Regions from separate parts of the Homo sapiens genome. Here region 1 is linked to region 2. Evidence: chromatin loops called from intact Hi-C (ENCODE). Cell type or tissue: Calu3. All regions are shown on one strand. Links, peaks and the distances in the headings refer to the core of each region. The heading gives the core; the rest is flanking DNA.

The links. Hi-C counts contacts between places; a loop is a spot of excess contacts. Peaks named below come from ENCODE experiments on the same cell type or tissue, not always from the same donor. Only the 100,000 strongest peaks of a DNase experiment are listed, where the experiment ranks them.
Region 1: a loop joins it to region 2, with 4 times the contacts of the local background. A loop is called at or near these places in 8 of 110 quality-filtered maps.

Annotation. Positions count from the first base shown.
Region 1 is chr5:141,220,734-141,226,119 of GRCh38, reverse strand. PCDHB14 (protocadherin beta 14) reads right to left here and starts at 2,777. Exons shown (of 1, transcript NM_018934.4): 1 at 1-2,777. The coding sequence starts at 2,614. The coding sequence ends at 218. It also overlaps PCDHB@. In Calu3, for the core only: a CTCF peak has its summit at 2,864 (motif pointing left); a DNase peak (open chromatin) is centred at 2,819.
Region 2 is chr5:141,399,602-141,404,987 of GRCh38, reverse strand. The region is part of intron 1 of PCDHGA1 (protocadherin gamma subfamily A, 1); the gene reads right to left. All of the region lies in intron 1 of PCDHGA2 (protocadherin gamma subfamily A, 2), which reads right to left. The region is part of intron 1 of PCDHGA3 (protocadherin gamma subfamily A, 3); the gene reads right to left. All of the region lies in intron 1 of PCDHGB1 (protocadherin gamma subfamily B, 1), which reads right to left. It also overlaps PCDHGA4, PCDHGB2, PCDHGA5, PCDHGB3, PCDHGA6 and PCDHGA7, and 5 more genes. In Calu3, for the core only: CTCF peaks have their summits at 2,047 and 2,251; DNase peaks (open chromatin) are centred at 1,887 and 2,227.

The DNA.
Region 1 (5,386 bases), core at 191-5,190, 180 kb after region 2:
AACATTTTGGCCAAATAAATGAAAAACCAGAAAACACAGATTACATTTCCACGTCATTATAGCCACTAATAAAGATTTTTAAAGAAACTGTGAGAAAAACAAGAGCTATAATCATGCATGCAACTACAGTACAACCAAGAATCCACAAAAGATTATGCAAAAAGTACCATCAGCTTGCCAAGAATAACCAAAAATTAGACATTTAAAATAAATTGTTTTATTGAATGTTAAGTCCAAAGCTATTTCGAAAGTTCTCGATTTCCCCCATATTCCTACCAGTGTCATGAACTTGAAAATTGGGGATAATCGGCTTCAGAAATTTGAACTCATTTGTCCCGGAACCTCCTGTCAGACACACCTCGTATTGGTAGCTCTGGGACAGGGTCCCGGTGCCGCTCACGTCCACCAGATGCCCTGGAAAGGGACCCTCGGGCACCGAGCAGCGACCCACCGAGGCCGCCCTGCTCCTCCTGCACAGCCGCACCGCCACGAACAGGAGCACCGAGAAGAGGAAGAGCGACGACACCGAGGCCAATGCCACCACCAGGTAGACGGTGAGGGAGTCGGCCTGGGCCTGGGCCGGGGCCGCCTCAGGGAGCGGCAGGTAGGGCTGGGAGAAGCCGTCCACCAGGAGCACGTGCAGCGTGGCGGTGGCCGAGCGAGGAGGCTCGCCATTGTCCTTGACCAGCACCACCAGCCTGTGCTTGGCCGCGTCGCGCTCGCTCAGCAGCCTGGCGGTGCGCACCTCGCCATTGTGCGCCCACACGCCGAACAGCCCGGGCTCCGTGGCCTTGAGCAGCTGGTACGACAGCCAGGCGTTCTGGCCCGAGTCGCCGTCCACCGCCACCACCTTGGTCACCAGGTAGCCCGGCTCGGCCGCCCGGGGCACCAGCTCGGTGCAGGGCGCGGAGCCGTTCTGCAGCGGGTACAGCACGAAGGGCGAGTTGTCGTTGGCGTCCAGCACCAGCACGCGCACCAGCGCCTCGCTGCTCAACGCCGGGGACCCGCGGTCTGTGGCGCCCACGCGAAACTCGAACTCCTGTAGGGCCTCGTAGTCCAGCGACCTGAGGGCAAACAGGTGGCCATTGTCCGCGTTGATGGAGACCAAGGAGGCGAGGGGCAGGTGCCGGTCCTGGGGCGGCAGCAGCGAGTAGTTGACCTGGGCGTTGGTGCCTGAGTCTCTGTCTGTGGCGCTGACGCTGCCGATGTGCAGGGCGGGGCTGTTGTTCTCGCGGACGAACAGGGTGTAGGAGGTTTGGGTGAAGGTGGGGGCGTTGTCATTGACGTCAGAGAGCAGCACGGTTATGTTGTACTCGGTTTTCAGCCTGGGTGTCCCCAAGTCTGTGACGGTGATCGTGATGTTGTACTCGGCTTGGCTCTCTCTGTCCAGTGCTTTTTCAGAAACTAGAGTGAAAAAGTTCTTGAAGGTCGGTTTCAGGAAAAAAGGGAGGTTATCTTGAATAGAGCAAATCATCCTCCCATTGTCTCCAGAGTCTTGGTCTAGGATACTAAAAAGAGCTACTAGGGTCTCTGAGGCATTCTCTGGAATTCTCTTTGTAATCGACGATATGGTCACTTCTGGTGGGTTGTCGTTTATATCCATAACTTTAACTAGAAGGGTGCATTTTCCTGAAAGACCCCCACCATCTGTTGCCTGAATATTTATAGTGTAGGACTGTATTACTTCAAAATCCAGGGGTGATCTCAAATTAACTTCCCCAGATATTGGATTAATTTCAAATGTTTTACGAATATCTTCTGATGCATGGAAAAATGTGTAAGATATTTTTCCATAGTTTCCTGCATCCAGATCCTTAGCTGAGATGGTGGCAATCCAGGAGCCAAGGGGTCTGTCCTCGGGGACTTGCACCTCATAGAGACTCTGAGGAAACTCAGGGGCATTATCATTGATGTCCAACACCTTGATGAGAACCAAAGTTGTCCCAGACTTGGGCGGGGATCCACCATCCACTGCTGTGAGTGTTAATCTGAGTTCAGCTTCCTGTTCATAATCTAAAGCTCTATCTAGGACCAGCTCTGGGTATATCTTTCTGTCACTACTGTCGGGAATTTTAATGTAGAAGTGAGAATTGGGGCTAATTGTGTAGTTTTGGAGACTGTTGCTTCCGACATCCAAATCTTGAGCACTCTCCATTAGAAAGGTAGCTCCAACAGTGGTACCTTCTGATATTTTAATAAGTATTTCCTTGTCTAGAAATGTAGGGGAGTGATCATTTATGTCTTTGACACACAGCTCAAACCGAAAAAACTGTAAAGGGTTTTCCAAAACCACCTGAAAATGCAGCACACAGGGCTCGGTGGAGCCACACAGCTCGTCTCGGTCTAGTTTCTCATTTAGGAGCAAATTCCCAGTCAGCAAATCAAGGTGCAAATACTTTTTATTATCATCAGACACTACCCGGGCTTCACGTGAAGACAGCTCCTCCACCCCCAGCCCTAGGTCCCTCGCTAGATTAGCCACAAAAGAGCCAATTTCTGTTTCCTCTGCCACAGAATAGTGTGCAGATTCAGTACCTGCCCGAGACAATCCCAGCAAAACAAGGAATATTAGAACTTGCCTTTTTCGCAGATCGAGTGCCCCTCTGATCTCCATGGTTCCTTTAGGCAATCTCTTGTGGAAAAACTGAAGCTCAGCCGTAATTTTGGAAGCTGAAGCTCTGGTTTTTAACAGGAACCCCCTGGAGAGTGTATCCTCCAGCAGCTCTGTAGGCGAAGCTCCTTTAATGCCTGTCTTTTCAGTGGGTTGGATGCTTTCTGTTCTCCTGAATAGCGAAGCTCACCGTGCCAGCCTATGTACTGTTTTCGTCTTATCCTGTAGCGCCACCATGTGTCTCCATGTTTTTTTTTTCATTAAAAAAGTTTTCCTCTTTGAAAAAGTAATTCATAAATACATCCGGAACATTCGAAACAAATCCCAGACATCATTTTTTTTCCTTTAAATACTTCACTAAGTATTTTTAATAGGTAAGGCCTTCTAAAAGATAATTGTAATAAAACGTTCACAATCAACAACTTGAGCAATAATTCCTTGGTGTAATTTATACTGCATTTGGTTTTCCCCAGTTCTCTCCAAAATGTCCTTTGCTGTTGGTTTGTTTGAATTTGAATCCAGAAAAGTCCATACACTGCATTATCACTGTTTTGAATGCTCGGCACTAAAGGATCTGTTAAAATATTCTGAACTGAAGAAATAATTTTTTATTTAAGTCATTTCTCGAGTAATTACAAATATATTATCTCCTTCACTCTTGTAAATACTTGTTGTCAGCTATAGTTGGTAATATCATTACTTTTTTCACTTTTATATTTTAAAAATATAAAGAAGGACATGGCACAAATAAGTTAGAGATAATTCTTGCTCTTACAGAGCTCACAAGCTAGAAAAATTGGCAGACAAGTAAACGAAGTATGTCATAATGTATGCATTTATAAAAAGTAATATAGAAATACCTAGAAAAGACTTCTTGTACCTAGGAGGCTGCATACCTTAGTGCTTGGGAATATGGGATCTGGAACCAAATTATCAATATTAGAATCCTGGTTATGTGACTTACTATCTATAAGCTTGGGCAAGTTATAGATACCTTTGTTTCCTCACCTGTAAAATGGGGTAATAATATTTGTCTCCTATGATTATTATCGTAGGCATCTAATGAATTAATATTTACAAAGTGGTTTGTAAGTGCTGGTTAAGTGTCTGTCAAAAATAAAATAATTAAGATCAAAGTCGGACTTGGGACATCAGTGAAAGCTTTCCTGAGGTAATGAAAAATACATTGTGATCTGAAGGAACTAGCCAGGAGAAGGAGGAATATTTCAGATGGGCATTTTGAGGAACACAGAGAAATGAAGTATGCCTTGGACTTTAAAAACTATGGAAGGGGAGGGTCTAACAATGAAATTAGGGTTAAAAGCATGGTGAGAACATGAATCATTATACAGGTCATATCATGCATTCTTGAATTTATCCTAAAGGTAATTCAAGTACAAAGATGGGTTTTAAATATCTGATTAACATGATTACATCTGCATTTTAAAAAATCAGTTTGGCTGCAGTATGGAGAATTAATTTCAGGGGGAGTGACTGGAGAATCAAGGAGATCAGATAAGAGATGATGATCTGGATGAGGATAATGCCAGTGTGGATGGAGAGAAGAGGGATGAATAGAAAGGTATGAGGAGATGAAATGTTTTCAACTGTTGGTTGATAGGTTGCATGGGGAGAAAAATGGGAAAGACTCAGAGATGATATCACACCTCTGGACTGGGCATCTGGATGACTAGTGGTGTCATTCACTAGGACAGGGAATGCTAAAAAAAAACATGATTGGGGTGGAAAAAGATGAAGTGTTCAGTTTTGAACATGCTGATATTGAGGTAAGTGCCTGTAGGATGTGTGTTTGCGTGGTGGTGGGGTGTGTGTGTGTGTGTTTGCATATAACCAAAGCATAGGAAATAAATCTGAGCTGGCAATATGAACTGTGGTGTGTATATATGTATATATATAGAGAGAGACAGAGAGAGACAGAGAGAGAGAGCATATATATAGCATATATATAGAGAGAGAGCATATATATAGCATATATACAGAGAGCATATATATAGCATATATATATATATAGCATTCATGGTTTCAATCACCATATATATATATATATATATATATATACACACCATGAATGCTCTAGGATAACCAAGCAAAAGTGTGTCAAATAAGTATAAAAGAGGCTTGGCACAGAACTCTGAGAAACATCTTCATTTAGAGGAGACAGGGCAAGAAGTATATTTGAAAAGATAAAGAAGGCTCAGAGTTCAAAATCATGAAATCAAAAGCAAATAGCATTTTAAGGAGATAAGGAAGATCAATGGCTGCAAATGCTTCAGAAAAATCAAGAAAAATAAGTATGACAATTATCCAGTGGGCTTAAAAAGATGGTCATTGTGGAGGATTCTGATAGATGTCTGACAAAATCTGTTTTCCTTTGCTTCTATAGTAATAGAACTGTGCCCAGGTATGTGGCCATGAAGGTAGATTGCCCATCCCAGCCTCCCTTGTATTTGAGTGTGGCCAAGTGAATTAAGTTCTCACAGATGGATTGTGAGCAGAATTTCTGTCTTCCCCTTCCAGTTATAGAACAGAAATCATCTGGATATGCCTCTTTCTTCCAAGCGAGCTAGAACCCAGATGTGACAGTGACCCAGCTACAGCCATGCAGATTATATTGCCATAGGGAATGTTGAAGAAATTACTTGAAAGAAAATTTGGTTTCAGAAGGACTGTGAGGATGAAAGCTGCCCTACCTACCTAATAATTTTTACATTGGTACTGTCATGTGAAAAAGAGAGACATGTTTACAAGCCACTG
Region 2 (5,386 bases), core at 304-5,303:
GAAGACTGCCCAGGTCAGCCAGGATGTCTGGGATGCTGTCAGCTATGGCTACTGTGAGCGTGACAGTGGCCGAGAGAGGGGGCTGGCCATGGTCCTGTACAGCCACCACAAGGCTCTGTTTGAGCGCATCTCTATCTAGCAGGGCCCGAGCTGTGCGCACTTCACCTGTGTGCAGCCCCACCGAGAAGAGCCCTGGCTCACTGGCCTTGAATAGGCGGTAGGAGAGCCAAGCATTCTGGCCTGAGTCTCTGTCCACTGCCACCACCTTGGTCACCAGGTAGCCAGGCTCTGCAGAGCGGGGTGCCAGCTCCACACCAGTAGAACCATCAGTGGGGAGGGCAGGGTACAGGATTTCTGGGGCATTGTCATTCTGGTCCAAAACAAACAGTCTCAATGACACATTGCTGCTAAGTGGTGGGCTTCCACTGTCACTTGCCGTCACCTGCATTTGCAAATCTCTAAACTGCTCATAGTCAAAGGAGCACAGAGCATACAGCACACCAGTGTCTGAGTTAATAGAGACATAGGTGGAGAGAGGAGACCCTTGGATGGTATCCTCTGCCAAGGAGTAAATAACTCTAGAATTCTCATTGCTATCAGGGTCATAGGCAATCACGGAGAAGATGGAAGTACCTCTGGCGTTGTTTTCCGGGAGGTAGACTGAGTAGGAGGCTTGAGAGAAAGCAGGTGGATTATCATTGATGTCAGTCACTTGCAGGGTGATGTGAATTTCTGTGGACAGGGGCGGAGTTCCTCTGTCTGTTGCAGTCACCGTGATATTATATTCTGAGGCTTTTTCTCGGTCAAGAATTTGGGCCGTCAACAATCTGTAATAATCTTCTTCTGAATTTTCTAATGTAAAAGATAGATTCTCCTGGATAGAACAGACAACTTGACCATTCTTCCCGGAGTCTCGGTCATGAGCATTGAAAAGAAGAATTACTGTTCCCTGAGGTGCGTCTTCTCTCACTGGGCTAAACAGAGATGTAATGGTCACTTCAGGTCTATTGTCATTTACATCTTCCACCGAAATGAGCACTTTTGTCCACCCTTTCAATCCCCCACCATCTTCAGCTTGTATTTCCATTTCATAAAATGAACATTCTTCATAATCTAGACTTTTTGCTGTTGATATTTCCCCAGTATTTTCATTAAGCTGGAATAGCAGAGATTGTTTTTCATTAATTTTCCAGAATTTGTATGCCACTTTTCCGTTGATTCCCTCATCCAGGTCGCTGGCTGTTGCAGTAAGCAGCCAGGTGCCTGGGGGCACGTTCTCAAGGACTTTAACTCGGTAAATCCGTTGAGCAAAAACCGGGGCATTATCATTTGTATCCAACACTGTCACATGGATGCGCACTGTGCTGGAGCGACGCGGCTCGCCGCCATCCGAGGCCGTGAGGACCAGGTGGTGGGCAGTTGCCTCCTCCCTGTCCAGGGCGCGCTCCAGCACCAGCTCTGGGTTTATGGCTCCATTGTCTCCAGTCTGCACGTTCAGGGAGAAGTGGTGATTGGGGCTGAGCTGGTAGCTCTGGAGGGAGTTCACGCCAACATCCGGATCAATAGCTTCTGGAAGTGGATAACGTGCTCCAGGAACCGCGATTTCGTTAATTTTTACTTCCAGACTTTCGGCCTGGAACTTTGGGGCGCTGTCGTTAATATCAGTTACTTCTATTTCTATTCCGTACAGTTTCACTCTGTCTTCAACCAGGACTTTAAAGTTCACCAGACACCGCGGGCTCTGAGCACAGAGCTCCTCCCGGTCTATCCTACCCGCGGTGACCAAGGTGCCGCTGCGCGGGTTCAGAGAGAAAAGCTGCGTCCTACCTCTAGAGACGATGCGGACTCGGCGCTCCGCCAGCTCCCGGGGCTCCAGAGCCAGGTCCTTGGAGATGTTGCCCACAATATAGCCCTTTTCTGTCTCTTCAGGCACTGAGTAGCGAATCTGACTGGCCCTGGCCTCCCATAGCATCCCCAGGAGCGAGCATAGCAGGACTAATCTTCCGCGGAGCTGGCATTTGGTTGGAGCTGCCATTGCTGCCTCGCTTTGGAATTTTCTCAAAAGGATCTCTGTGCGCGCTGCTTCATCAGGTTCTTTCTTCCACCCTGCAAAGTATGGTGATCTTTTCCTTAGAAGAAAGAGGCTGAGTTTTGCTGCAGCCTGGGAGCAGGTTTGTGGTATCTGCCGGGTTTTGTGTAGCCGCAGAACTGGAAATCCGGATGGAGTCCTGATTTTCGCTTAGAGTTGATCAACAGCGGCGCTCAGAGTCCTAAGCCGTTACTACACCCACTGATGTGTAACATTATATCAGATGGCTGATAAAGAAAACACTACTCTCTTCTAATTATGATTTTAGATTTCTCCAATTGTTTCTTGCATTTGTATTTCAAAAGCAATCTATTTTTTAGATATCTGAGTTGTAAATAAAGTGGAATAAAATTTCTGTAAGTGTATTATAAAATCACAAACCATTGCTTAATATTAATTTATTCTTATTCTTGGTAGAACTTTGCACTCTATTTCTAGATATGTAAACTATTATAATTTCCTTTTTATGATGCTTCAATTTTTTCTGTGTATCTTAACAATTTTCTGAAGTAATTTTTATGTGCAATCTTGTTTGGAAGTACATTCATTTTTAATTTTTATACCTATATATTTGTAAATGTAAAATATATAATTGTATTAATACATATATAAGGATAGATTATCCACTTTGAAATTATTTTCTGGGGTTTATTTTGATGATAAAATTCCTGGAAAAACGTTTATTTTAAATTTTTGTATTATAAAAGTAATATTAATTCAGCAATAGTTACAGATGTTCTCGCCTAATATTGCTAAATATTAACAGGATTAAAGTTGGAAATTTTCACATTTTTGTAATTGCTTAAACTTTTCTGCTATTTCAAAAATGCTTAGTTTTTTAATGTGAATATGTAATGCATGCACAGACTGTGTTTCAATGATTCAAATGCATATACACTGAAAAGCAAGTTTCTATTTTAATCCTTCATCAATAAATTATGCAATTTTAAAGTGGTCTTAAACATTATTCTAAGCATCACTTAAACTTATATAATAATTTGGGAAAAAGAACACAAAATATACAACAAAGAAAACTACTGAAAGGTTAAAAGTAAGTGGTATTATAAGAAATCTCAGCACTTTGTAAGGAACCCATTTACTGAATCACATACTAAGGGAAACCAAGCAAAAGACTTATACCATGTAATGGGAGCTTTGTATGTACACAAGACTAGTAGTTTTTGTCTTAAAAATGGAATAATCCTGTATTCACCTTCCATCCTACAAGGATGTTGAGAAAACATCCAGTCATTTATATTTAAAGCTCCAAACGATAAGACAAATCCGGTGTCTTTTTCCCCTTCTTCAAGAATATGTCAGGATTCCGAGCAAGAGAAATTCAGGCAATAGCATTTCCTTTTTTTTGTAAGTTTCTTCTGGTAATTATATAGAGGTGGAAAAGGATTTTGCATCCAAGAAAACCTGGATAAACTTAGAAAATTATTTGGATGATTTGGACCTTCTAAGTTCAGTGAATCAGTCTCTCTCTTTCTCTCTCATACACATAACATGTAGTATTTTTCTTCTTCTTCCTCTCCTTCTCCTTCCTTTTTTTTGAGATGGAGTTTTGCTCTTGTTGCCCAGGCTGGAATGCAATGGAGTGATCTCGGCTCACCGCAACCTCCACCTGCCAGGTTCAAGCAATTCTCCTGTCTTAGCCTCCTGAGTAGCTGGGATTACAGGCGCCCGCCACCACACCCAGCTAATTTTTGTATTTTTAGTAGAGACGGGTTTTCACCATATTGCCCAGGCTGGTCTTGAACTCCTGACCATGTGATCCAACCGCCTCGGCCTCCCAAAGTGCTGGGATTACAGGCATGAGCCACTGCACCCAGCCAACATATAGTATTTTTAATAAAATTTTAGGAGATTCAAAAAATCATAAATCCATTAGGTAGGAATAAGAAAGCATATATGAGGAACATAAGAAAGAGATGAAAACTACCAGTGAAATCAGTGAAGAAAGACATCTACTAGCAGTTTCTTTGCTTTAAAAGATGAATTAAATGATTACATACATTAAATTTAATGGTTTATCTACATACAATAAAATATAAACATGTTAAAGAATGAGACAACGAATAGGTAAAATTCATTAGCTTTGAGAAAGAGGACAAAAAAACGCACCAAATGTTTTTGCTAGAGAGGAAGCTAAGAGCAAACTCTCACTACTTTGTAAATCTATAAGGCTACTTCTTTTATGCGACATAAAAACTCACAATTTACTGCTCCTCTTAAAGAATGGTAGGACAGCTTTCTGAGCAGCTCTGACTTCCCTAAGACAACTCATTGGACTTGAAAATGTACGATAGTTTCATGTAAATACAGAAAATTGGGTGGGTAATGAAAAAGAATAGACATAAATGAAACTCACCAACTCAGGATGGGAAGTCGACTCGCTGGAATTACAAAGTGGAAATAAGGCCCCAGATGAATCACCACAAAGTATGTCTTGTCCTGAACTCAATTGCTCACTACATTTTAGGAAATTAAACTCCGTCTTTCCTGTATGTGCAACACATAGGTTGTAGGAATAAGGCAAAGTCCCCTGACTGTAGTTGGGGGGAACCACAGGTCCAGACTTGACACAGAGACCAGGTTGGAAGCAGCTCCAGGCGGCAGGGCTGGAGGAGCGTCGCAGGCGCAAGGCAACGGCCAGAATCACGGCCAGGAGGAAGAGCACTGAGATCAAGGCCAAGGCCACCACTAGGTAAAACTGCAGCTCAGCCTGGGGGTCAGAGGGTACAGGGCGGTCAGTGATATCCGGCAGCACCTCCTGCAAGCTGTCAGCAAAGACCAAGTGCAGCGTGGCGGTGGCGGAGAGTGGCGGCTGTCCACCATCACGCACAGCAACCAGCAGGCGCTGGCGGGCCGCGTCCCTGTCGCCCAAGGCACGCGCTGTGCGCACCTCTCCTGTGCGCAGCCCCAGGCTGAAGAGCCCGGGCTCGCTAGCCTGCAGCACGTGGTAGGACAGCCAGGCGTTGTGTCCTGAGTCTGCGTCCACGGCCACTACCTTGGTCACCAGGTAGCCGGGCTCTGCAGCGCGCGGCACCATATCGAAGAGCGCAGAGCCGTCGGGACCCAGCGCGGGGTACAGCACCCGCGGTGCGTTGTCGTTTCGGTCGCCCACCAACACGCGCAGGCTCACGTTTGCGCTGAGCGCAGGCGAGCCCTGGTCGCGGGCCTGTAGTGTGAGTTCGAAGGTGCGCAGCTGCTCGTAGTCAAAGGCGCGCTGCGCGAACACCACCCCACTTTGCGCGCTCATGGACACGTAAGAGGCCAGTGCCAGAGGCTCTA